Regions from separate parts of the Homo sapiens genome. Here regions 1, 2, 3 and 4 are each linked to region 5. Evidence: chromatin loops called from intact Hi-C (ENCODE). Cell type or tissue: B cell. All regions are shown on one strand. Region 1 overlaps TUBB (tubulin beta class I). Region 2 holds the start of LINC02569 (long intergenic non-protein coding RNA 2569). Region 3 holds the start of DHX16 (DEAH-box helicase 16). Region 4 has its middle 5.9 kb from the start of HLA-E. Region 5 holds the start of ABCF1 (ATP binding cassette subfamily F member 1).

Evidence for each region. Hi-C counts contacts between places; a loop is a spot of excess contacts. Peaks named below come from ENCODE experiments on the same cell type or tissue, not always from the same donor. Only the 100,000 strongest peaks of a DNase experiment are listed, where the experiment ranks them.
Region 1: a loop joins it to region 5, with 11 times the contacts of the local background. A loop is called at or near these places in 7 of 110 quality-filtered maps.
Region 2: a loop joins it to region 5, with 9 times the contacts of the local background. A loop is called at or near these places in 3 of 110 quality-filtered maps.
Region 3: a loop joins it to region 5, with 13 times the contacts of the local background. A loop is called at or near these places in 5 of 110 quality-filtered maps.
Region 4: it touches region 5 in a loop (9-fold over the local background); 3 of 110 quality-filtered maps call a loop at or near these places.

The regions. Positions count from the first base shown.
Region 1 is chr6:30,720,707-30,725,706 of GRCh38, reverse strand. TUBB (tubulin beta class I) reads right to left here. Exons shown (of 4, transcript NM_178014.4): 2 at 3,062-3,170; 3 at 2,679-2,789; 4 at 285-2,367. The coding sequence ends at 1,310. Among named protein-coding and RNA genes, the nearest start is that of TUBB, 2.9 kb to the right of the region's middle. RefSeq lists an enhancer at 4,831-5,000. In B cell, CTCF peaks have their summits at 2,718, 2,918 (motif pointing right) and 4,226; DNase peaks (open chromatin) are centred at 2,465, 2,936, 4,226 and 4,766; H3K4me3 peaks cover 2,071 bases; H3K27ac peaks cover 2,883 bases.
Region 2 is chr6:30,514,365-30,519,364 of GRCh38, reverse strand. It overlaps LINC02569 (long intergenic non-protein coding RNA 2569), which reads right to left and starts at 3,099. Exons shown (of 2, transcript NR_149088.1): 1 at 2,754-3,099; 2 at 1-652. RefSeq lists enhancers at 916-1,415, 4,518-5,000. In B cell, no CTCF peak of the experiment used is centred here; DNase peaks (open chromatin) are centred at 2,734, 3,064, 3,814 and 3,934; H3K4me3 peaks cover 1,868 bases; H3K27ac peaks cover 2,214 bases.
Region 3 is chr6:30,670,532-30,675,531 of GRCh38, reverse strand. DHX16 (DEAH-box helicase 16) reads left to right here and starts at 2,526. Exons shown (of 20, transcript NM_003587.5): 1 at 2,526-2,897; 2 at 4,258-4,496; 3 at 4,580-4,742. The coding sequence starts at 2,691. RefSeq lists a silencer at 434-573 and enhancers at 2,215-2,811, 4,007-4,605. In B cell, CTCF peaks have their summits at 2,145 and 2,346 (motif pointing right); DNase peaks (open chromatin) are centred at 2,461 and 4,568; H3K4me3 peaks cover 1,307 bases; H3K27ac peaks cover 1,147 bases.
Region 4 is chr6:30,481,100-30,486,099 of GRCh38, reverse strand. It overlaps the pseudogene RANP1. Among named protein-coding and RNA genes, the nearest start is that of HLA-E, 5.9 kb to the left of the region's middle. In B cell, CTCF peaks have their summits at 2,031, 2,232 (motif pointing left), 3,670 and 3,871; DNase peaks (open chromatin) are centred at 2,239, 3,859 and 4,799; H3K27me3 peaks cover 1,150 bases.
Region 5 is chr6:30,569,014-30,574,013 of GRCh38, reverse strand. It overlaps ABCF1 (ATP binding cassette subfamily F member 1), which reads right to left and starts at 2,572. Exons shown (of 25, transcript NM_001025091.2): 1 at 2,454-2,572. The coding sequence starts at 2,526. RefSeq lists an enhancer at 2,391-2,952. In B cell, no CTCF peak of the experiment used is centred here; a DNase peak (open chromatin) is centred at 2,633; H3K4me3 peaks cover 2,140 bases; H3K27ac peaks cover 2,946 bases.

The DNA.
Region 1 (5,000 bases), 150 kb before region 5:
TAGTACTTGCATATAACCTGTGTACTTCAAATCATCTCTACGTTACTTGTAATACCTAATCTAATGCAAATATTATGTAAATAATTTATACTATTATTGTTTAGGGAATAATGAGAAGTCTATACATGTCCAGTACAACTCTTTTCCCAATATCCAGTTGGTTGAATCCGTAGGACAGGGACTCAATATTAAGTGTCAATTTAAGGAGAGCAGTGCAACTGAACTCAGGCCCCATGCCTCCATCAGCCAGCCGTGTTTCCCTAAATAAGCACACATCTCGCAGCTTTTTTCAATTCCCATTTATTTTTGGCTCTTGGGGCGATGTCATCTTTTCAATATGAAAAAAAGCAGCAAGTTCAACATAAAATAGAAATCTCAAATGTAGGATAGAACAAAACCAAGTGTGTGAGGGGGGAAGCAACAGCAAAAGGAAGAAATGAGATGTTGCAAAAAAGATGGAGGAGGGTTCCCCTCTCCTCTGGGGACTGACTCAAACACTGATGTGGCAGTATACACCACTCCAGAGTCAGGGGTGTTCATTCTTTTTTGGGAGTAAGAAAAGGTGGGGATTAAGAAGACGTTTCTGGAGGCTTAGGGACCAAGGCTGGTCTCTTTCCCCCCTCCCAACCCCCTTGATCCCTTTCTCTGATCAGGGGAAAGGAGCTGAGTGAGGGAGGTAGAGTTGGAAAGGGAAGGATTCCACTTGACAGAGTGGGACAGACTCCTCCAGAGTAGAGCTTGGAGGGAGATTGAAAGTGGAGATAATACTGCTGACACCTCCCTTGAAGCTGAGATGGGAAATGGACATACTTAGAAATTTAGTGACTTTAATAGCCTGGATTTCCCTCTCCAAAACTTTTAGAATGGAAAATCCCATCCCCTTCCTTATATAGTGACTTCTACCCACTACCTTCTACCATTTTCTACTTTGGGCTTAGGATGATGGCCATTATCTACATGTGTTTTCAGCACCTGGTTGGTTCTAAATGGGATCTGGAGACCCAGCTTCTTGGAGATTTTTAAGAGGAAGTATTAACTGGACAAATGGAATGGGCACCAGAAAGAAATACAGGGTCACCCAGAATGGCAGAAACCTAGGTTTCCCAGAGTGGAAAGAGAGAGGAGACATTCAACAAACAAGTATTTATTGAGCGCCTACTATGTGCCAGGCACTGTTCTAGACCCCCCCCAGAAGAAAAAACAAAAAACAAGATAGAGGCAGCAAACACAAATTCTGAGGGAGAGGAAAGGGGCAGTTGAGTAAGACGGCTAAGGGAACTGAGAAGCCTGAGGTGATGGGGGCTCTGCCTTAGGCCTCCTCTTCGGCCTCCTCACCGAAATCCTCCTCCTCTTCTGCGGTGGCATCCTGGTACTGCTGATACTCAGAGACGAGGTCGTTCATGTTGCTCTCAGCCTCGGTGAACTCCATCTCGTCCATGCCCTCGCCTGTGTACCAGTGGAGGAAGGCCTTCCGGCGGAACATGGCAGTGAACTGCTCCGAGATGCGCTTGAAGAGCTCCTGGATGGCTGTGCTATTGCCAATGAAGGTGACTGCCATCTTGAGGCCACGAGGTGGGATGTCACAGACGGCTGTCTTGACATTGTTGGGGATCCATTCCACAAAGTAGCTGCTGTTCTTGTTCTGCACGTTAAGCATCTGCTCATCGACCTCCTTCATGGACATCCGACCACGGAAGACAGCAGCCACGGTGAGGTATCGGCCGTGGCGGGGGTCACAGGCAGCCATCATGTTCTTGGCATCGAAGACCTGCTGGGTGAGTTCCGGCACTGTGAGAGCTCGATACTGCTGGCTTCCACGGCTGGTGAGAGGGGCAAAGCCAGGCATAAAGAAATGGAGACGTGGGAAGGGGACCATGTTGACTGCCAACTTGCGGAGGTCAGCATTGAGCTGGCCAGGGAAACGGAGGCAGGTGGTGACACCACTCATGGTGGCTGAGACAAGGTGGTTCAGATCCCCGTAGGTTGGTGTGGTCAGCTTCAGAGTGCGGAAGCAGATATCATAGAGGGCCTCGTTGTCAATGCAATAGGTCTCATCAGTATTCTCTACCAACTGATGGACGGAGAGGGTGGCATTGTAGGGCTCGACCACGGTGTCAGACACTTTGGGTGAAGGCACCACACTGAAGGTATTCATGATGCGATCAGGGTATTCTTCTCGGATCTTGCTGATAAGGAGAGTGCCCATTCCAGAGCCTGTGCCCCCGCCCAGTGAGTGGGTCAGCTGGAAGCCCTGCAGGCAGTCACAGCTCTCTGCCTCCTTCCGTACCACATCCAGGACAGAATCAACCAGCTCGGCGCCCTCTGTGTAGTGGCCTTTGGCCCAGTTGTTACCTGCCCCAGACTGACCTGGAATGCAGTCAGGAGAAAAGCTCAATTAACAGGGTATGGAAGATACATGATGTTTCCATCTTTCAACTTTTCAAATAATTCCCTCGGATGTATCTTCTTTCTCCTTCACTGTGATATATTCTCCCCCTACTGCCCCATAATTTACCAGCAATAGTAGGCACTACCTCTACCCTCCGTTAGATTTCAGAACACATTTCTGTATTAGCACTCCAATACAACAATCATCTCCTAACTTTTGCTGTGTCCTTGCACCCAAATAAGTTGAACACGATGGTATATCATCTGCTAATATCATCTGTATAACTCACCAAATACAAAGTTGTCTGGTCTAAAGATCTGGCCAAAAGGACCTGAGCGAACAGAGTCCATGGTCCCAGGTTCTAGATCCACCAGGATGGCACGAGGAACATATTTGCCACCTACAGAGAATAAAGTTAAGAGCTGTGAAATCTGGCAGAAGGGAAGGTTTATAGATATACTGGAAATGGGAGACAGCAGGGATCAGAGACTTGTCATTCCAGGTCCCGCCACCAGGTGGCAGCAGACGTCTTTGGCCCCGACGGTGGTTCACGAAAGGGACAAAATGACAGATTCACCCAAAGGGGATAAGGCGTGCCCAGAAATGGAAAGAGATCCCAGATAAGTGGGAGACAGGGAAGGGAACCTGAGCTGCCCGGGCTCCTGCCCTTACCTGTGGCTTCATTGTAGTACACAGAGATGCGGTCCAGCTGCAGGTCGCTGTCCCCGTGGTAGGTGCCGGTGGGGTCGATGCCATGTTCATCACTGATCACCTCCCAGAACTGCCGAGGGGGAGCAACGAGACCACAACAGGTCAAGTCCCAGCCAACTATGTCCCCAACTACCATTTTATTTCATCTTTTTCTTAATTTTTTTTGAGACGGAGTCTCGCTCTGTCACCAGGCTGGAGTGCAGTGGCGCTATCTCGGCTCACTGCAACCTCTGCTTCCCGGGTTCAAGCGATTCTCCTGCCTCAGCCCCCGGAGTAGCTGGGACTATAGGCGCGCACCAACACGCCCAGCTACTTTTTGTATTTTTAGTAGAGACGGGTTTCACCATGTTGGCCAGGATGGTCTAGATCTCTTGACCTCGTGATCCGCCCACCTTGGCCTCCCAAAGTGCTGGGATTACAAGGGTGAGCCACCGCGCCCAGCTTCTTCTAATTTTTAAGACAGGGTCTTCCTGTTGCCCAGCCTGCAGTGCAGTGGTGCAATCACGGATGACTACAGCGTGGAACTCCCAGGCTCAACCGATCCTCCCATCTCAGCCTCTCGAGTAGCTGGGACCACAGACGCGCGCCACCACGCCCAGCTAATTTTTTACTTTTATTTTTTGTAGAAACGTGGCATGGGGGAGGGTCTCGCTTTGTTGCCCAGGATGGTCTCGAACCCCTGACCTGGAGGGATCCCAATTCGCCCACCTCGGCCCCACATCTCCCATTTTAATTCCACAAGCGCTCAGGCCGTTGTTCTAGGGCATGGCATCCCGTGGGCCTGCCACACCCTTCCCCTAGACACTCGCTCCCCCGAGAAAGCCACAGCTTTCCCTGCTCTGGATATGTGCAGCGGGTCCCAAGTGCTCGGTGGGCGGATGGAGGTCGACCACACTTCGATAAGCGCCGCTCTCCTTCCCCCAAGCTGGGCACCGCCCCACCGCGCGGCGCACAAAAGGCTGGGGGTCTGAGGAAAGAGCTGCCGCCGCAGTCGACCACCCCCCCCGCCCTCCACGTGACTGCGGCGCACGCGCAGGTCGAGCCGCCGACAAAAGACTTCGCGCGTGGGCGGGGCCAGGGACAAAAATTCCGCGCGCGAGGGGCGGGGCCCAAGGTAGCGCGCCCCTGCCGGCGGGCAACGCCGCATTGTCCCCGCGCGCCCACGGCGCCCCGGCCCCGCCCCGCAGGGCCCCGCCCTTCTGCTACAACGTAGCAGCCGCACTTCCTCCCGCCCCTCCCCCGCTACACTGTAACCGCGCGCAAAAAAAAAAAATCCCCCTTGGCCTCGGAATTTTTATTCCTTCGCTACATTTCTACCCCTTGATTTAAAGGATTCTTTCTCTCCCATTAAGTCCTGAGGGACTCATTAAAGAAAACCACACACCCCCATTTTCTCGACATATCTGTTCACGCCCTAAAAAAGTCTCTCTTAGGGGCCATGAAAGCAAGTAAAATTAATCCCGTTCTTATTCTCCTTCCACCCAGGAACAAATACAGGACCGGCCCTCTGGGGTCGCGGGCGCGTTGGGGTCCCTGGTCTTTTGTGAAAGGTAGCGCCCAGCGCAGCCCACCCTGGCGCATCGCCCCCCACCCTTGCGCTGGAGCTCTCTGCAGCCGCCCGATGGCCTCACCCCTTCCCGCTCCGGTTTGGCCCTAAGTACCCCGCAGGGGGGTTGGGCGGGATGCACATGGGCAAAACCTCGCCCCGCTTTGTCTGCGACCGTTTCCGCATCTCTCTCCCTGCCCGGTTCTCGGACCGTTAGAAGCCCTTTTAAGTAACATCTTATAAGTCCTCGGTCTTCCCGCCCCCAAACCCGAAGAGCCCTTTTACTAGTTTCTCCAAAATGTGCCTGCCAAGAAAAATGATTCCCAGCTTTCCAAAGGCAAATGCTAGCTACAA
Region 2 (5,000 bases), 55 kb after region 5:
GAGTTGGAGACCAGCCTGGGCAACATGCTGAAACCGTCTCTACAATAAATACAAAAATTAGTGGGGCATGGTGGCACACACCTGTAGTTCCAGCTACTTGGGAGACTGAGACGAGAGGATTGCTTGACTCTGGGAGATCCAGGTTGTAGTGAACCAAGATCATGCTGTGTCCGGAATTGTTGGGTTCTTAGTCTCGCTGACTTCAAGAATGAAGCCGTGTACCCTCGCGGTGAGTGTTACAGTTCTTAAAGATGGTGTGTCCAGAGTTTGTTCCTTCAGATGTTCAGATGTGTCCAGAGTTTCTTCCTTCTGGTGGGTTCATGGTCTCACTGACTTCAGGAGTGAAGCTGCAGACTTCCGCGGTGAGTGTTATAGCCCTTAAAGGTGGCATATCTGGAGTTGTTCGTTCCTTCTGGTGGGTTCGTGGTCTTGCTGGCCTCAGGAGTGAAGCTGCAGACCTTCACAGTGAGTGCTACAGTTCATAAAGGTGGTGCACCCGAAGTTGTTTGTTCCTCCCGTCTGGAGTTGTTTATCCCTCCCAGTGGGTTTGTGGTCTCGCTGGCTTAAGGAGTGAAGCTGCAGACCTTCACAGTGAGTGTTAACAGTTCATAAAAGCAGCGTAGACGCAAAGAGTGAGGAGCACTAAGATTTACTGCAAAAAGCAAAAGAACAAAGCAGCTTTTACGGTGTGGAAGAGGACCCGAGCACGTTGCCGCCGCTGGCTTGGGTGGCCTGCTTTTATTCCCCCATCCGGCCCCACCCACATCCTGCTGATTGTTCTATTTTACAGAGAGCTGATTGGTCCATTTTACGGAGAGCTGATTGGTTCATTTTACAGAAAGCTGATTGGTCCGTTTTGACAGAGTGCTTATTGGTGTGTTTACAATCCTTTAGCTAGACACAGAGTGCTGATTGGTGAGTTTACAATCCTTTAGCTAGACACAAAAGTTCTCTAAATCCCCACCAGATTAGCTAGACACAGAGTGGTGATTGGTGCATTTACAAACTTTTAGCTAGACACAGAGTGCTGATTGGTGCGTTTACAATCCTTTACCTAGACACAGAGTGCTGATTGGTGTGTTTACAATCCTTTAGCTAGACACAGAGTGCTGATTGGTGCATTTACAATCCTTTAGCTAGACACAAAAGTTCTCCAAGTCCCCACCAGACCCAGAAGCCCAGCTGGCTTCACCTCTCAATGGCACTCCCGGGACTTTGCCGCGCCTAGTGGGGCACTCCGGCAGCCCAGAGGGCGCTCCTCCCCCACCCCCCCATCAAGCCCAGCAGGCGACGCCAACCTTGCCCCCAGTGCAGGGCCTGCCTAGCCCGCACCCACCCGGAACACCACTGGCCCGGGAGCACCACGCGCAGCCCCTGTTCCCACTGGCGTCTCTCCCTCCACACCTCCCCCCAAGCAGAGGGAGACGGCTCCGGCCTCAGCCAGCCCCAGAGAGGGGCCCCCACAGCACAGCAGTGGGCTGAAGGGCTCCTCGAGCCCGGCCAGAGCAGACACCGAGGCCGAGGAGGCGCCAAGAGCAAGCAAGGGCTGCTAGCAGGTTGTCACCTCTCAATGCCACTGCACTCTAGCCTGAGTAACAGAGCAGATCTGGTGTCAAAAAATAAAATAAAAAATAAAGAACGAGACCAGGCACGGTGGCTCACGCCTGTAATCCCAGCACTTTGGGAGGCTGAGGTGGGCAGATCACGAGCTCAGGAGTTTGAGACCACCCTGGCCAACATGGCAAAACCTTGTCTCTACTAAAAGTACAAAAATTAACTGGGCATGGTGGTGGGTGCTTGTATTCCCAGCTACTCAGGAGGCTGAGGCAGGAGAATCACTTGCATCTGGGAGGCAGAGGTTGCAGTGAACCCAGATCGCGCCACTGCACTCTAGCCTGGGCAACAAGAGTGCAACTTCGTCTCAAAAAAATAAATAAAGAAAAATAAAATGAAACCTCCAATTAAAAGGAGAAATTCAACCAGGTGCAGTGGCTCACGCCTGTATCCCAACACTTTGGGAGGCCAAGGTGGGTGGATCGCTTGAGGTCAGGAGTTCGAGACCAGCCTGACCAACATGGTGAAACCCCATCTCTACTAAAAATACAAAAAATTAGCTGGATGTGGTGGTGCACACCTGTAGTCCCAGCTACTCGGGAGGCTGAGGCAGGAGAATTGTTTAAACTTGGGGCGTGGAGGTAGCAGTGAGCCGAGATCACGCCATTGCATTCCAGCTTGGGTGACAGAGCGAGACTCAGTCACAAATAAATAAATAAATAAATAGGCCAGGTGCGGTGGCTCACGCCTGTAATTCCAGCACTTTGGGAGGCCGAGGTGGGCGGATCACCTGAGGTCAGGAGTTCGAGACCAGCCTGCCCAACATGGTGAAACCCCATGTCTACTAAAAATACACACACAGACACAAAATAGCCAAAATTAGCCAAAAAATTATAAATAAATAAAATAAAAAGATAAGTTGCACACTCAGGAGGCTGAGGCAGGAGACTCGCTTGAACCCAGGAGGTGGAGGCTGCAGTGAGCCGAGACCACGCCATTTCACTCCAGTCTGGGCGACAAAGCAAGACTCTGTCTCAAAAAAAAAAAAAAGACAAATTCAGCAGAAGCATTGCTTGAGTAACACGGAAACTCAGAACCAGGAAACTGAAGGCGGTTACTCCACATACATCTGGGGCAATAAGTGAGCTGTTCCAGCGCGGCTTACGCTGTGGGCGGAGGCGGGCAGGAAATTCACTTACAAGTCTGTGCCAGGAAACAGGAAGAAGGTGCCTCCTGTGATACAAGATACAGACGTAGTCTCCTATCCAGGAAACAGGGACAGAGCCGCAGACCAGATAAAGATACGACCAACATTTTTCATTAAATATTCTCAACGGATTATTTACATTTTTTCTAGAAAAGTAAAATTTAAACCTGAATACATTTGATAACTATGGAATGTGAGCATTCACGTATGCTTGTGACCTGGTTCCTCTACGCTTCAGGGGTCGCCCTGGTCCCAAAGCGCTTCCTGCCGCTCCCACTTCCTCTGTTTTCACCGGAGGGGCAGCCACAGTTCTCGGCTGAGAGAAACTCGGTCGTTCTGTTTACCTCGTGAATGATTGGCTACAGATCCCAGAGAGGAAATAGGGACCCACCCCTCAGTTGTTATGCAATCTGGGGCGGAGTCCGGGGTCCATAGCCTTTCTGAGGGTAACCTGAGCGGGAGAAGTTGTTGCGCCTGATCTCAAACAGCCTTTCGCACGGAAAAGGATTCCTAAAAGTGGGGTTACTCCTCCACAGCAATAGCGTCCTTAAAATAGGGGCTCCCGGCTGGGCGCGGTGGCTCACCCCTGTAATCCCAGCACTTGAGAGGCCAAGACAGGCGGATCACCTGAGGTTGGGAGTTCGAGACCAGCCTGAACAACATGGAGAAACCCCCTCTCTACTAAAAATACAAAATTAGCCGGGTGTGGTGGCGCATGCCTGTAATACAAGCTACTCGGGAGGCTGAGGCAGGAGAATCGCTTGAACCTGGGAGGCGGAAGTTGCGGTGAGCCGAGATGGCGCCATTGCACTATAGCCTGGGCAGCGGCAAGAGCGAAACTCCGTCTCAAAAAAAAAAAAAAAAAAAAAACTATATATCTATCTATCATCTATCTATCTATCTATCTATCTATCTATCTATCTATCTATCTAGGCTGCCGGTGAGGACGTGAGGCACGTGCCACTGAGCCACTGAGAATTTACCCCCCTGGGCAAGTCTGTGAGGCCAGGGCCCCTAGGGAAAAAAGCCTTTCCCAGATTTTAGGGCTCATATGCCTGCAGTGGGTTGGTAGGGATCGGGGAAGATGATGAGGTTGGGATAAGGAAGTGGTACCAATAGAAAGACTAAGCAAACCAAACCAAATCAAACTTTCCCCTTTCCATCCCTGTCCTCCTCTTTGCAATCCCATTTGGGTGGCTGAAGGCAGACCCTGACCAGAGCCATCCTTGCCGGCTTCTTTTGTCTTGCTCTGTGGGGAAACGAGTGAAGAAAAAAGCAGAAGGAAAGGCAAGTGAAATGGAGCCCTCTGTGAAGAACTACGACTAGGGTCACACAGAGCAAAATTCCTAGCCTTCCTTTGAGGAGTAGCCGTATTTCCATTTAAAAAGGACCCACTTTATGCAAGATTCAGGGCTGGGAATTGGTCCTTCCTGCCTCAAGAATTTCAAAGACTTCTAGAGGAGAGTGTCCAAAGACAGACAAGAAAGTGGCCAGTGCCCTGAAGAAAGTCAGGGGGTCCAGGGGAGTGTGAACCCTGAATATCTGAGACAGGTCTCAGTTAATTTAGAAAGTTTATGTTGTCAGGGTTGAGGATGTGTGTCGGTGACACAGCCTTAGGAAGTCCTGATGACATGTGCCCAAGTTGGTCAGGGCACAGCTTGGTTTTATACATTTTAGGGAGACATGAGACATCAATCAACATATGTAAGATTAACATTGGTTCGGTCTGGAAAGGCGGGACAACTTGAAGCAATGGTGGGACAACTCCAAGTGGCGAGGGGGCTTCCAGGTCATAGGTAGATAAGAGACAAATGGTTACTTTCTTTTGAGTTTCTTTTTTTTTGAGATGGAGGCTCGCTCCTGTTGCACAGGCTGGAGTGCAGTGGTGCGATCTTGGCTTGTTGCAACCTCCACCTCCCAGGTTCAAGCGATTCTCATTCCTCAGCCTCCCGAATAGCTGGGATTACAGGCATGTGCCACCACGCTGAGCTAATTTTTGTATTTTTAGTAGAGACGGGGTTTCACCATGTTGGCCAGGCTGGTCTCGAACTCCTGGCCTCGGGTGATCCATCCGCCTCGGCCTCCCAAAGTGCTAGGATTACAGGTGTGAGCCACTGTGCCCGGCCTCTTTTGAGTTTCTGATTAGCCTCTCCAAAGGAGGCAATCAGATAGCATTTATCTCAGTAAGCAGAGGAGTGACCGAATAGAATGAGACGTAGGTTTGCTCTCAGCAGTTCCC
Region 3 (5,000 bases), 100 kb before region 5:
AAAAAAAAGGTTTAAAAACCATCTTGATAGTGCATGGCTTTGGTGCCCATGTAGTTGATATTTGGAATTTTCCCATTTCAAAGAATATCTTATACAAATGTGGAACATCAATATTTTACTCATCAGGAAAATTTGTTTGTTTGTTGTTAGCTCTCCAGGCTAACAAAGATATGGTTGAATAGTTATAGTCCTTCTACCACTACAAGTTGCTCCTCTCAGACTGGTCAGAGGAGGCCCCACACCTTTACTATAAAACAAAATATATGAGACAAATTGAACTTAAGCATACGCCAAAGGTTTTCAATTTACTAGCAAGAGAACAAGCCAGGTGTCAAAAGACTCAGCCAGTTCAGAGAAGGTCTGGGTAGGGAAGGAAACAGAATGATTATATTAGTAGCCTGTTAGGTAAAGGTCTTAAAAAGTTTCCAGTTGTGACCCAGGAAAACAGAGTTAGGAAGCTCCGAGGTGCCAGGGGTGCTCACAGTCCATCTCAGAAACAGAAAACAATGCATTCAAGAGGTCAGGCCAGGTGTGGTGGCTCATGCCTGTAATCCTAACACTTTGGGATGCCAAGGCGGGTGGACTGCCTCATCTGAGGAGTTTGAGACCAGCCTGGGCAACATGATGAAACCCCGTCTCTACTAAAATACAAAAAATTAGCTGGACGTGGTGGCACGCACCTGTAGTCCCGCCTACTCAGGAGGCTGAGGCAGGAGAATTGCTTGAACCCAGGAGGTGGAGGCTGCAGTGAGCCAAGATCACGCCACTGCATTCCAGCCTGGGCGACAGAGTGAGACTCCGAGACTCCCTTTCCAAAAAAAAAAAAAAAAAAGTCAGTGATGTAGATCCACTTGTGGCTATTAATAAGAACAATGTTTCATTTCCTAACAGTAGTGCCTGGTAACTGCAATTAATCACAAAAGTATGATGCAGGATCAAACAAATCAGACAGCAGAGCATCGAGTAACAAATTCAGCTTTTTGTTTTGTTTGTTTTTTTTTTTTGAGCATAGTCTTGGTCTGTTGCCTAGGTTGGAGTGCCTGACCTCGGCTCACTGCAACCTCTGGCTCCTGGGCTCAAGAGATTCTCCTGTCTCAGGCCCAGTGCGGTGGCTCACGCCTGTAATCCCAGCACTTTGGGAGGCCGAGACGGGCGGATCATGAGGTCAGGAGTTTGAGACCAGCCTGACCAACATGGTAAAACCCCATCTGTATTAAAAATACAAAAACTAGCTGGGCGTGATGGCATGTGCTTGTCACACTTGTAATTCCAGCTACTCAGGAGGCTGAGGCAGGAGAATCACTTGAACCTGGGAGGCGGAAGTTGCAGTGAGCCGAGATCGTGCCATTGCACTCCAGTCTGGGCAACAGAGCGAGACTCTGTCTCCAAAAAAAAAAAAAAAAATTCTCCTGTCTCAGTCTCCAGAGTAGCTGGGACTACAGGTGCACACCTCCACACCTGGCTAATTTTTTGTAGAGATGGTGGGGTCTCACCCTGTTGCCCAGGCTGGTCTCAAACCCCTGGTCTCAAGATATCCTCCTGCCTCAGCCTCCCAAAGTGCTGGGATTACAGCAAGAGCCACTGCACCTGGCCTTGCTTACTTTTAAATAAGCAGCCACCAGTGATTTTCTCAAGCTGTTAAGCAAAAATGCAGAACACAGTTTGCCTGTTCCTTAGTTTGGAGATTTTGTCTTTAACAACTTTCCCCAGTTCCCCAGTTTCTTCCTGCCTAGAGGTCTTCCCTTATACCTGACCTGTCTTCACTCCTGCTGCAGGCAAACCAGTCCTAGCAACGGTCACTTTTTTGTTTGTTTGAGACAGAGACTTCCTCTGTTGCTCAGGCTGGAGTGCCGTGGTGGGATCTCGGCTCACTGCAAACTCTGCTTCCCATGTTCAAATGATTCTCCTGCCTCAGCCTCCCGAGTGGCTGGGACTACAGGCGCACACCACCACGCCAGGCTAATTTTTATATTTTTAGTAGAGACAGGGTTTCGCCATCTTGGCCAGGCTGGTCTCGAACTCCTGACCTCAGATAATCCGCCCGCCTTGGCCTCCCAAAGTGCTGGGATTACAGGCATGAGCCACCGCGCCCGGCCAACAATGCTAATATGTTTTATGAGCATGGACCCGATCTTCCAATCTGAAATAGAATTTCATTCCTCCCTTACTTTGTATAGTTTTTGGCTCTATAAAATTTCCATACTTTCTTTATTATGTATCCTGTCCCTCCCCCACCGCAAAATGTAAATTTGGTAAGGAACTTTTGATTTGTCCTCTGCTATATCCCAGGGACGGAAAGCAATGAGCACACATTAGGCATCCATTAAATTAATTTCACTTGTTGAATGAATGCGTGAGCGAAGCACTCACAGACTGACCATCAGGGGGCGTCAGAGAAACTGGACAGAGGCGAAATGAAGAAAAAAGAATTACCCCGAGTTTTCAGGTATGGTTCCGCGAGGTTTGAACTCGCTCGGCCACCGTAGTGCTTAGAGGCCGAAAAAGTACAGCCCCTTCCGGGCTCCGCGGTACGGGAAGACAGCTTTGGGATGTCGGAAGATCCTAGAGGTCCCAAGGTAGCTGACTTGCGAAGCTGAGGCTCCAGCCGAGGGCTCCAGGCCTCTGACCGGCCCAGCAGTGAGCGCGGCTGCCCGACGCTTCAGGGCCGGGAGCAGGGAGCGTGAGTCGCCATGGCGACGCCGGCGGGTCTGGAGCGCTGGGTTCAGGACGAGCTGCACTCGGTGTTGGGGCTGAGCGAGCGGCACGTCGCCCAGTTTCTGATCGGTACCGCACAGCGCTGCACCTCTGCCGAGGAGTTCGTGCAGCGCCTACGAGACACTGATACCTTGGATCTCAGTGGGCCGGCCCGGGACTTCGCCCTGAGACTCTGGAACAAGGTGTCGGCAGGGGTGGGGAGGGGCCCTGTGATTTGTCCCGGTGAGGCTGGCCTAACGGTCCATCGAGAAGTTAAGAAAGCTCAGTTCACAAGCACTTATTCTTTGTCCGTTGTCGCGTAGGTACTGTGCTAGCTGCTGGACGCCCAGCTCAGTGGAGAAGATTGAGGAGGGCTTAGGTGTGTCGGGTTAAGCGCAATAGAACGGTGTTTCTCGAACTCTTAACATGCATCCAAGGTTCTTGTTAAAATGCAGATTGCGATTCAGTAGGGATCTTAGTTTCTGCATTTCTTTCTTTCTTTTTTTTTTTTTTGAGAGACACAGTCTCGCTCGCCCCGTCGCCCAGGCTGGAGTGCGGTCGTAAGATCACGGCTCACTACAGCGTCGACCTCCCTGGTTGAAGCGACCCTCCCACCTCATCTTCCCCGGTAGCTGGGACTACGGGCGCGCGCCACCACCCCCGGCTAATATCTTTTATTTTTATTTTTATTTTTAGAGATGAGGCCTTGGTGTGTTGCGCAGGCTGGTCTCTAACTCCTCAGCTCAAGCAATCCTCTCTCAGCCCCCTCAGAGTGCTGAGATTACAGGCGTGAGCCACCATGCCCGGCCCCCCTCATCTTCTGAACTTCCTTTCAGTCGTTTAATTAACAGAGGGGGCCGGGTGCAGTGGCTCACACCTGTAATCCCAGCACCCCGGGAGGCTGAGGCAGGAGGATTACTTGAGCCCAGGAGTTCGAGACCAGCCTGGGCAACATGGCGAAACCTTCGTCCTACAAAAAAATTAAAAATTAGTTGAGCGTGGTAGTGTGCACCTGTGTTTCTAGCTACTTAGGAGCCTGAGGTGGGAGGATCCCTTGAGCCCAAGAGGGACAGAGTGAAACCCTGTCTGTAAAAAAAAATAAAAAACCCCATTCAGGATGATGAAGATGGGGTGAAGCCATGAGGAAGAAAGAGAATGAATGCTGGTTAGCTGGTTTAAAACTAAGTAATTGTGCCCGGGTGTGGTGGCTCATGCCTGTAATCCCAGCACTTTGGGAGGCTGAGGTGAGTGGATCATGAGGTCAGGAGTTTGAGACCAGCCTGGCCAACATGGTGAAACCTCATCTCTACTAAAAATACAAAAATAGTCGGGCGTGGTGGCATGTGCCTGTAATCTCAGCTACTTGGGAGGCTGAGGCAGGAGAATTGCTTGAACCTGGGAGGCGGAGGTTGAAGTGAGCCGAGATCACGCCATTGCCTGACAGTGGGGCCGGGCCGCGGGGGCAGGAAAGACTAAGTAATTGCTTAAATTAGGAACAGAGCTAAGTGGGAGGGCAGAGATCAGGAGTTGCTCAGACCTCCTTATCTTCCCCTCTACTGACAGGTACCACGAAAGGCAGTGGTAGAAAAGCCAGCTCGGGCAGCAGAGCGAGAGGCCCGGGCCCTGCTGGAGAAGAACCGATCTTATAGGTTACTGGAAGACAGTGAAGAGAGCAGTGAGGAGACTGTGAGTAGGGCTGGAAGCAGCCTCCAGAAGAAACGTAAAAAGCGGAAACACCTCAGGAAGAAGCGTGAGGAAGAAGAGGAGGAAGAGGCTTCTGAGAAAGGGAAGAAGAAAACAGGGTAAGTCAGAAGCAGGGTGAGAGAGGATGGGGCAGGCTGAAGTGTTCTCTATGCCCTTATTTAATCCCCTGGATGGGCTGCAGGGGGAGTAAACAGCAGACAGAGAAGCCAGAGTCGGAAGATGAGTGGGAACGGACAGAGCGTGAACGCCTTCAGGACCTGGAGGAGCGTGATGCCTTTGCTGAGCGGGTTCGACAGCGGGACAAGGATCGGACTCGAAATGTCCTGGAACGGTCAGACAAGAAGGTGAATAGGAGCAGCATGTTCTGTAAATCCCCAAGATCCCAGGGTGAAATCTGAGGTTGGCTGTGAGTGCAGAGATAGTGATCTCTGGGAAGACAAGGGGCTGTCTCTAGTGAGATGTTCACCTCTGTGGTGAGAGAAGCCCTGTGCATCCTGTGGCTAAGACAACTGTCTGCTGTACCTGCAATCAGAGAGATTCCTCACTGAGAGGGGACATTTTTTGTGTTAGGGCGCATCTGAATGATCCTTGTGATTCTAGAG
Region 4 (5,000 bases), 88 kb after region 5:
TATGGAACACTAGGGGATGAACCTCAACACCCAAGGTGGCTACATACTTCTTCTCAAATTCACCAGTCAAATGATGTTTCACGAAAGTCGTTTTTCCAGTACCACCATCACCAACCAATACAAGTTTGAACTGGACCTGGGGCTGTCCCTGCGCAGCCATTGCGGTGTTCCTTCCAGAAGCGTCTCCATGCCCGTCTGACTCAGGAAGGAAGGATTATTATTGCTGTTGTTTAGAGACAGGGTCTCGCTCTGTCACCCAGGCTGGAGTGCAGTGGCACCATAATAGCTCACTGCAGCCTAGAACTCCTGGGCTCAAGGGATTCTCTCACCTCAGCCTTCCCAGTAGCTGGAACAACATGTGTGAGCTACCATGCCCGGACTGGGAGGATTATTTTTAACAGCTTTTCATGTAATTGTGGATATTCATATTTCACATTACATAAAAACTGTGCAAGTGGTGATTTCTTTTTTTTTGAAAGCAAATAATCCATTTTTAATCCTTTTAAATTTTATTTATTTAAAACATTTTTAAATTTCAATAGTTTTGGGGGAACAGGTGGTGTTTGTTTACATGGATAAGTTCTTTAGTGGTGATTTCCAAGATTTTGGCGCATCCAGCACCTGATTAGTGTACACTGTACACAATGTGTAGTCTTGTATCCCTCAGCTCCCTCCCACCCTTCCCCCGCCAGTTCCCAAAGTCCATTGTATCATTCTTAAGCCTTTGTGTTCTCATAGCTTAGCTCCCATTTATAAGTGAGAACATACAATGCTTGGTTTTCCATTCCGGAGTTAATTCACTCAGAATAATGGTCTCCAGCTCCATCCAGGTTGCTTTGAATGCCATTATTTCCTTTCTTTTTATGACTGTGTAGTATTCCATTATATATCTATATATCTATATATAGATATAGATATATATAGATATAGATATATATAAAATTACATTTTCTTTATCCATTCATTGATTGATGGGCATTTGGGCTGGTTCCATATTTTTGCAATCACCAATTGTGCTGCTATCAATATGCTTGTTCAAGTATCTTCTTCTTTTTTCTTTTCTTTTCTTTTCTTTTTTTTTTTTTTTGAGACGGAGTCTCGCTCTGTCACCCAGGCTGGAGTGCAGTGGCGTGATCTCGGCTCACTGCCACCTCCACCTCCTGGTTGACGCCATTCTCCTGCCTCAGCCTCCTGAGTAGCTGGGACCACAGGCACCTGCCACCACGCCCGGCTAATTTTTTGTATTTTTAGTAAAGACGGGGTTTCATCGTGTTAGCCAGGATGGTCTCGATCTCCTGACCTCGTGATCTGCCTGCCTCAGCCTCCCAAAGTGCTGGGATTACAGGCGTGAGCTATGGTGCCCGGCCATTAAGGGGATAAGTTTTAACAGTCCAGGTTCAAGGGTAGTGGAAGCTGAGGAATTGGAGGGAAAGGTAATTCAGCCAAAGGTGGATACAGAAGAACAGAGGAAAGAGAACAGGAAATCTCTCCTCTGGAGAGGAAAGAATCTGGGGCCCTAAAGCCTTGTTGTCCTTCCTTAACTGTTTGCTGGTCTCAGTTAATTTTGTGATAGAATCTTAGAGGGAGGCAATGTTTGAATCCCGAATGCATTATGAAACTTTGAAGTACCAAGTAAACTAAGCCTCCCATTCACATTGTTTAATTTTAGGACCATGGTCTTCTAGTTTTGTTTTAAGGAAGACAAGTTTGGGGAACTCAAAAGGCCCCAAGGATGGCCATTGAAGATCCAAATTAACTTTGGCGTACTCTACCCATTGATTTCAAAACGTACACAGGAGAGGACCTTAATTTTTTTTTCTTTCCTTATTTATTTTAATTTTTAAAAATAGAGATGAGCTCTTGCTATGTTGCCCAGGATGGTTTCAAACTCATGAGCTCAAGTGATCCTTCCACCTTGGTCTCCCAAGGTGCTGGGATTATAGGCATGAGCCACCGACCATAAATTTTGACCATATAGCTGACAGGAGTCCCAGAAGACGGCCTATATTGGATGCTTTGGAATTTTGGCATCCTGTTCTGCCTCTTATTAATTTCTCGACAGCAAAAGAAAAATTCCATAATCCCTGTGAGGAAATGGTAGAGGCTGGAGCGATTTGTTTTTTAATAGTGTGCCTAGTATAGGATTTTTGTTTTTACTTAGTGGGCAGCCTGTGATCTAATTGTCCATCCTGTGACCATTTTCTCCAGATTTTTCTTGAGACTGGTGCGACCCCTAATGGCAATTTTGTTTATTCATGTACCAGTTTATCCTGACAACAGATAATTTCTCTTTGGGGAGACTGAAGTTTCTCATTGAATGGCGACAATAGCCCAAACAGCTTTTAAAGGGTCGACACATACCCATCTTTTTAGAAAGTAAATTTTGCTCTCAAAAGATGTTCAGAAACAGAGGCAAGAAATCAAGCAATGAACTCAGCATAAGTCTCTTCCAAAGGTAATCTTTCTTCAGGATCACTTCTGATACCAGATTTTTCAACCTAAAAAAAAAAAGACATTAAAGAAATGTCCAAATATGTTGAGTTTATTTGGGAATTAGAATGAGGATTGTAACCTGGGGTGCACTGGTGGATTGCCACTCTGGGAAATATTAGCTTAGCCAGATGTAGTGGGTTGAATGGTTGTCCCCACAAAGATATGTTTCTGTCCTAGTCCCCAGAAGCTGTGAATTTCAAGTTGTTTGGAAAAAAAGGGTCTTTGCAGATGTAATTAAGCTGAGGATATTGAAATGAGGAGATCCTCCTGGATGACCTAGGTGGGCCCTAAATCCAATGAAAAGTGTCTTCCTAACAGGTACACAGAAGAGAGAGTCAGAAGAGGAGAAGGCAATGTGAAGAAGGAGGCAGAGACTGGAGCAATGGGGCTACAAGCCAAAGAACGCTGACCAATGCCCTGGGCCTCCAGAACTGTGAAAGAATAATTTTCTGTTGTTGTAAGTTGCCAACTTTGAGGGCATTTTTGTGGCAGCTACAGGAAGTAAAAATATGGATGGTCAACTTCAACATCAACAGTGGTACATCAAATTGATATAATCTTGATAATGTGTTTGGAGAACAGCACTTCACCTCATCTAAACATCCATAACCATAGTCTAACCATGATCTACACCCCAACTAAATTCAGTTTGAGGGATATTTTACAATATATCTGGTCAGTACTTCCCGATATTGTGAAAGGCATCAAAAATTAGGAAAATCTCAGGAATTGTCACAGACCAGAGGATGCCGTGGAGGCACGACAGAGACTAAATGTAGTGTGATATTCTCCATGGAATCCTGAAACACAGAAAGGACATTAGGGGAACGCTAATGAACTCCAAATAAAGTCTGCAGTTTAGTAATAATAAGGTATGAAAATGGCTTCATTAGCTGTGACAAATGGACCATAGTAATGAGAGATGTTAACATCAGGGGAAACTGACTGTGGAGCGGATGGCAACTCTGTACTACCATTGCAACTTTTATGTAAATTTAAAACTCTTCTAAAATAAAATTATCTAAAAGTAGCAGTCAGGAAAGGATTAAGGAGTGGAAGAAAAAAATGATCAACTTTCCATTTTCCTGGAGTGTTGCCATGAAAAGGCTGGAGGGAGGGTTTGCAAGGAGGAGTTGGAAACCTCAGAGACAGGCAGCTCCAGAGCCCTCCTCTGTTCCGCAGAGCCGGAACCCCGCGCAGTCCAGGGCTTCTCAGAAGGCCTTTCCACCCCCTGGACAACCCCAGCCCCACCTCATTGATACATCCTTTCTGGATCAACAATCTGTGTCTTACTCAGACCACCGCCCCGTCCTCTCCAGAGCAGCTCATCAGAACCCAAGCGTAGAGCGGCAGCGGCCCCGTGTGGCCGAAGGACTGAGGAGAGACACCCAGCTCTCCTGTCCCTTCCCCATCTGGGACCTCCCCAGGTTCCCCTTCGGATCTCGGCAGAACAGGGCTCTGTGCACATGCGGGCGACCCCGTCCCGCGACAGGTGTTTCCTCCCAGTTAGTGGCAGTGGACTCTGACCTCAAGGCAGAGGGAGGTCTGCAGGCCCTAAGACCTGGTTCCCAGGTCTGGGTGGACCCCACAGACATACTGTGCTCCCAGTACGCAGCCTCTCAGTGTTTTTGGAATGAGGCCTTGGACTCCTGAGTCCCTGAAATTTGTTCTGCTGCTTCCAGAGAGGAAGATCCCTCCTCCCCGGAATCCCCTAGATGAGTCTCCAGCCCCAGCACGTTGGGACCCGGGAAGGACATGGCATCGGAGCTGGAGACTATATTGGGTTACAAGGATTTCTGGAATCAGACTGGGCTGAGCATTTGTCCCCAATCCATCGGGAACCCGAGGGCGGTTCCTCCGCCACTACCCGGACCTCCAGGACCCAGGCATCTGAACCTATACCCTATTGGATCCTGGAGGGCGGCCCCTCCCCAGCCTTGAGAGTCCAGGATTCTGGCCCCACCCGAACCCTGAGAGTCCAGGACCCTGGCATCCGGCCTCTTCTTCCCATTTGCAACCTAAGCAGACAGGACCTGCTGTCTATATCCCTTAATCCTGGCCCCCTGCCATCTCCAATCCCTGCTTAAAGGTCCTTGATTCTGGACTCAAATCTAATTTCTGGTCTTGTCGATTGTCCATGACGGTCGCCCACCAGGAGAGGCTCCCCAGCGCGAAACGTGCTGCAGCTGAGCGACAGCGGCGGATTTTGGCGCTTTGGCCCAGACTCCCTGCCCGAAGCGCCCCGGGACTCCGCCCTGGAGACTGCGCCCTGGAGGCTCCGTAGGGGTCTGTCTTCCTCTGCGGCAGGAGGGGGCGCACGGGGATTTCTGCCACTGAGGCTGCGCTCACCACCCTGGGTAAGCCTCTCCCCACCGCTCCCCTGTGGACCTCAAAAATCATATATTGGGAAAATACCGACCTGTCAGCCCCAGACTCAACTTTAAGAGGTTCTGGTCTCTAGATTTATTCAGCCCCTAACTGTTGGTTGAGCATCTACTTTTCGTCAG
Region 5 (5,000 bases):
GAGATATACTGTGTCTTCTCTCCTTTCGTATATCGCTTAAGCTGCTCCTTCAAGGCAAGAAAGCAAGCCTTCTTTACCCTTATACCCCTCTCCCCCATTACTGTTTCGTATTCTTGTCCTCATTGGGTCTCAAAATCGTAATTCACAAGCTTCACTTTCTCTTCTCCCATACCTTTGAAACATACTGCAATCTGGTATCATCTCCGAATGAACACTACTTCTGCCAAAGTTGCCACTGAACCCTTAGCTCCTCAAACCACAAAGTATTTTTTGGTCCTTATTTTGCCTGACTTCTCTGCAGCATTCCATGCTGCCTACCTCCACACCTTTTTTATTCTCTTCTATCATTATTTAATTTCTGGGATCTTGCTCACTCCTGGTTTGCCTCCAGTTTCTCTGGCTGTTTGCCTTTCTCAGTCTCATCTCTTCAGCCTCCTTCCCCACCTGCTTCCTGCAATTGCTGAAGTTCTTTAGGGTTCCCACCTTTAACCTTCTTTTTGGTTCAATCTGCAAACACTCTCTAGGGGACTCTTCCATATCCAGCACTTCAACTCTACTTGCCTGTGTCTTTACTCCTAGTATAGTTGTCTCTCCACAGTGACTAAACAAACTCTCTTCTTGCCATTTCCTTTTAGAAATCCTCAGAAACGCCTAACTCAGCATTCAGAAGTTCACCTTATCTCTTTCCACTTCTTACTCTCCTGTCCATTACTGCTTTCAGTTAATAGTCTACTAGTCACTGGGTTACTTAAGTGTCAACCTTACTTCTCCCTTCATTTAATCAGTTCTCAGTTCCGATCAATGCCGCCTCCTTAGTAACTCTTTATTCTTCAGGCCTTGGCTTATCCCCTTACCACTTCTCACCTAGATCATGGCCAGAGCCCCCTAAATGGTCTCCCCGCCTCCATCTTGACCAGTTCAAGGCCATTCATTCTCCATTGCTCAGTGCTACAGGTGAACTGTTCATAATCATTCCTTATGCACTTCAATGGGCCTTCCTTCTTAATGTCTTTAGGATTAAACTCCTCGGAATGGCATCTAAAGCCTTTCATTATCTGTCTCCTGAGCATCTTTCTGACTTCATCACACTAGTCACCAGGCTCTAGTGGGACCAGTCAGGCTTGCCTACATCTCTACCTTCCACAAACTTCCTTGGCTTGGAATGCGCTTCCCCTTGCTAATTCACGATGATCTTTCAAGAATAAACTCTGGGGAGCAGATGTAGTGGCTCACGCCTGTAATCCCAGCACTTTTGGAGGCTGAGGCAGGAGAATTACTTGAGCCCAGGAGTTTGAGACCAGCCTAGGCAACATAGCCAGATCTTGTGTCTACAAAAAATTTTAAAAATAAGGTGTGGTGGTGCATGCCAGTAGTCTCAACTACTTGGGAGACTGAGGCAGGAAGATCCTTTAAACCCAGGAGGTGGAGGCTGCAGTGAGCCATGTTCATGCCACTGCACTCCAGCCTGGGTGATGGAGCTACAATGTGCCTCAAAAAAAAATACTCAGCTATTACATATTCTTGGGAGGCTTTGCTGACACTCCCTTACCTGTCTGAGTAGATGCTCCTCCTCTCTTCTACAGTCCCATAACATTCTTAAGCACCTTCATCATACTCTGACAACCACTGTCTGTCTGGTTAATGCTCTGACCCTTCACCATACTGGGTTGTCCCTTGAGGGAAAGTCTTATCTTTTATCTCTACATTCCCACTTCCTCCACACAGTACCTGGTATACAGTAGGCATCCAATAAGTGCTTTTAAAATTAGTTACTGTGTACCTACTGGGGTTAGTTGTGTCCATTTATGTCCCCCTTAAAACTGACTTCAACCCTGGGAGGATATCTTCATGTTTTTTTCCTTCCCCTCTCAAAGCACAGTATATAGAGTGCTTAATTAAAAACAAGCGCTTAACAAACTTTCGCTGCTTTTTAAGTAAACCTTAACCCTCATTCCAACATCAAAAATCTACACTCTTGCTCCAGTTGAGTGAGAGGGGTGTCTTAAGAAAGAAACCATGAAGGAGTCACCCTCTCTTGAGAAACAAGGGGGATCACAGGCTCCCAAGGTGTGTGTATGCGCGCGCAGGGGGAAGGGGAGGTCGAGGCAGGGCTCATATATTCCTGGTGGAATACAGTGTATGGTGGGGCGGATGTCCAAATTTTTTAAGCAAGGTTTTCCCATTTCTCCCCATCTCTCCCTCGGTGCCATATGCTCTTTCTTTTATCTCGCCCAGTCTCACTTAGGTCACGTGCGACATCTGGATCTCTTTCCTTTAACCCCGATTCCAAACCCACTCCTCCCCGGCAAACTCCTCCCGGGCCCACGGCACGCATGCGCAGTAACTCCCGCAGGGGCCCGGTCAGTCTCGTGCCCCATGACCCTCTCTTAAAACACGCGCAGTCTCCTCTCTCTTCCCCCTCTGCTCGTTTCTTCCTTGCCTACCAGCCTCACCTGATGGGCTCGTGCTCTCTCCGTCCCCGATCCACTCGGGCTCCGGCGGCTGCTGCTTGGGCGCCTTCGGCATCGCGGTGGCAGTTACAGCTACTGTGGCGGCGCCCGGTGCTATTTCCGCTTCCGGCGGCGGGGAACCCCGATGGGGCTGGCTCTCCAAGCTGGCGCGGCCAACCCCGCCCCCGGGCTGCGCACGTGCGAGCTTCGCCGTCATCTCGGGGGCGTGGCCCTGGTTCAGTGGAGGCGTGGCCTGCAATGACGGAGCGGGGCCGGCGTCCGCTTGCTCCAGTCGCGTAAACACATGGCGTTTACGACTGTCTGGGAAGCCTGACGCCGTGACCTCCCGACGCCGCGAGACTCAAGGAATGAACATAATAATTTCCTACTAGTATGAAGGAGTTGAGGCATACTGTTTTTTTGTTTGTTTTGTTTTTTGTTTTTTTAAAAAGCATATTCTAGTTTCTATCTGTAACTCGTTTCTAGTTCTGCCACCGCGATGCCGAAGGCGCCCAAGCAGCAGCTGCCGGAGCCCGAGTGGATCGGGGACGGAGAGAACACGAGCCCATCAGGTGAGGCTGGTAGGCAAGGAAGACACGAGAGGAAGGGGAAGAGAGAGGAGACTGCGCGTGTTTTAGGAGAGGGTCATGGGGCGCGAGACTGACTGGGTCATGGGCAGAAAAGACAGTGCAGACCAATGGCTAAGGGAGAGGTCTGATCGGTCCAGTGTTGAAATGTGTCACAAAATCCCGAAGTGTACAATTGTAAACAGGGAACTGGAGCCCAACATGCAGAAGTCACGGTGCAGTGGAGCTTCGGTTCATTTATTTTTTTTGGTAACAGCTTTACTGAGATATAATTGACATACAATAAACTGTACACAAAATAAAATGGCACCCAAAATAAACTGCAAAGTATCACTTAAATAAGTTTTGACCTGCATAAACCCAGTAAACTATCACCACAATCAAGACTTTGGTTCACTTCTAACTCTACCACTTAATATGGGAGCTTGAGCAAGGTGCTCCTGTAGTTCTGTCAGCTCTCAAACCACTACAATCATGCTTTTGTTGCCACCATTGTCTGAATTCACACTTGCCAAAGTCAACAGATCTGGGGCCATCCTACTCACTCTCCCATCAATGTTTGATAGACTTGGTCGCTCCCTCCCTCCTTTGTTTTCTTCAGGGACACTACTCTCTATAGGTTTCCTTTGCATCTAATGGGCTTCTCCTGAAGTCTAAATGTTGAAGTGCCTCAGGGCTAAATCTTTGACACTCTCCTTAATCTAGACTTATCACCTATCACCTCCTGACTTTAAATACCATCTATAACCAATGAAGATTCCCAAACTTCTCTTGCTGGCCCCCAACTTCTGCCCCGAGCTCCAGGCTCATGAATTCAACTGCTTATGGGACATCTTCTCTGAGATCTTTAATAAATCTCTCTCATACGTACAAAATGGAGCTCTTGTTCTTACTCCTAAAGCCTGTCTCTTCCAGGCTTCCCCATCAAGAAATTGCACCACAGGTCATTCAGTTATTTGGGCCAAAACTGAAAGGTCATCATCCTCTTTCTCCATTCCTCCTCCCCTAATCAATCCATCAGCCAGCTAAGTCTGCCTCATTTTTTCATTCATCTGTTCAACAAATATATTTATTGAGTGTATAGTATGTGCCAGGCACTCTTCTACGCTCTTGGGATACTACTGAATAAAATAAAGATCTCTGATTAGGTTTCCAGCAGGGGAGATGATCCTATAGATAAAAGAAAATATGGATCAAGTTTAAAAGTATCAAGAGGACAGATTTTAGTCTTAAATGAGGCCTCAGTAAAGTGAAATTCAAGCAAATCATTAAAGAAGATTAGTTTTGGCCACATGGATTTCCAGGAGAAGGGCCTTTCTAGCATAAGAAACAGCTGGAGTAAAGCCCTGTGACAGGAGTGTTCGGACATACATGGGGAACAAACAGGAAGGAGGCAAGAGGGGCTGGAGTGGCACGAGTGAGCCAGAGTTGTGGGAAAGGTGAAAAGAGAAGTAAAGCAGGGTCTGGATTGGGAAAGGTCTTTTAAATTATCTTAAGGATTTTGGCTTCTTCTGTTGATTTAAATGGAAGTCACTGCAGAGTTCTGAGCAGAGTGATGTGATCCAACCTACATTTTAAAAGGATGACCTGGGCTGGGGCGCGGTGGCTCATGCCTGTAATGCCAGCACTTTGGAAGTCCTAGATGGGTGGATCACGAGGTCAGGAGATTGAGACCATCCTGGCTAACATGGTGAAACCCCATCTCTACTAAAAATACAAAAAAGTTAGCTGGGCGAGGTGGCGGGCGCCTGTAGTCCCAGCTACTGGGGAGGCTGAGGTAGGAGAATGGCATGAACCCAGGAGGCAGAGCTTGCAGTGAGCCGAGATCCCGCCACTGCACTCCAGGTTGGGCGACAGAGCGAGACTCCGTCTCAAAAAAAAAAAAATAAAATAAAATAAATAAAAGGATGACCTGGCCAGGTGCAGTGGCTCACACCTGTAATGCCAGTACTTTGGGAGGCTG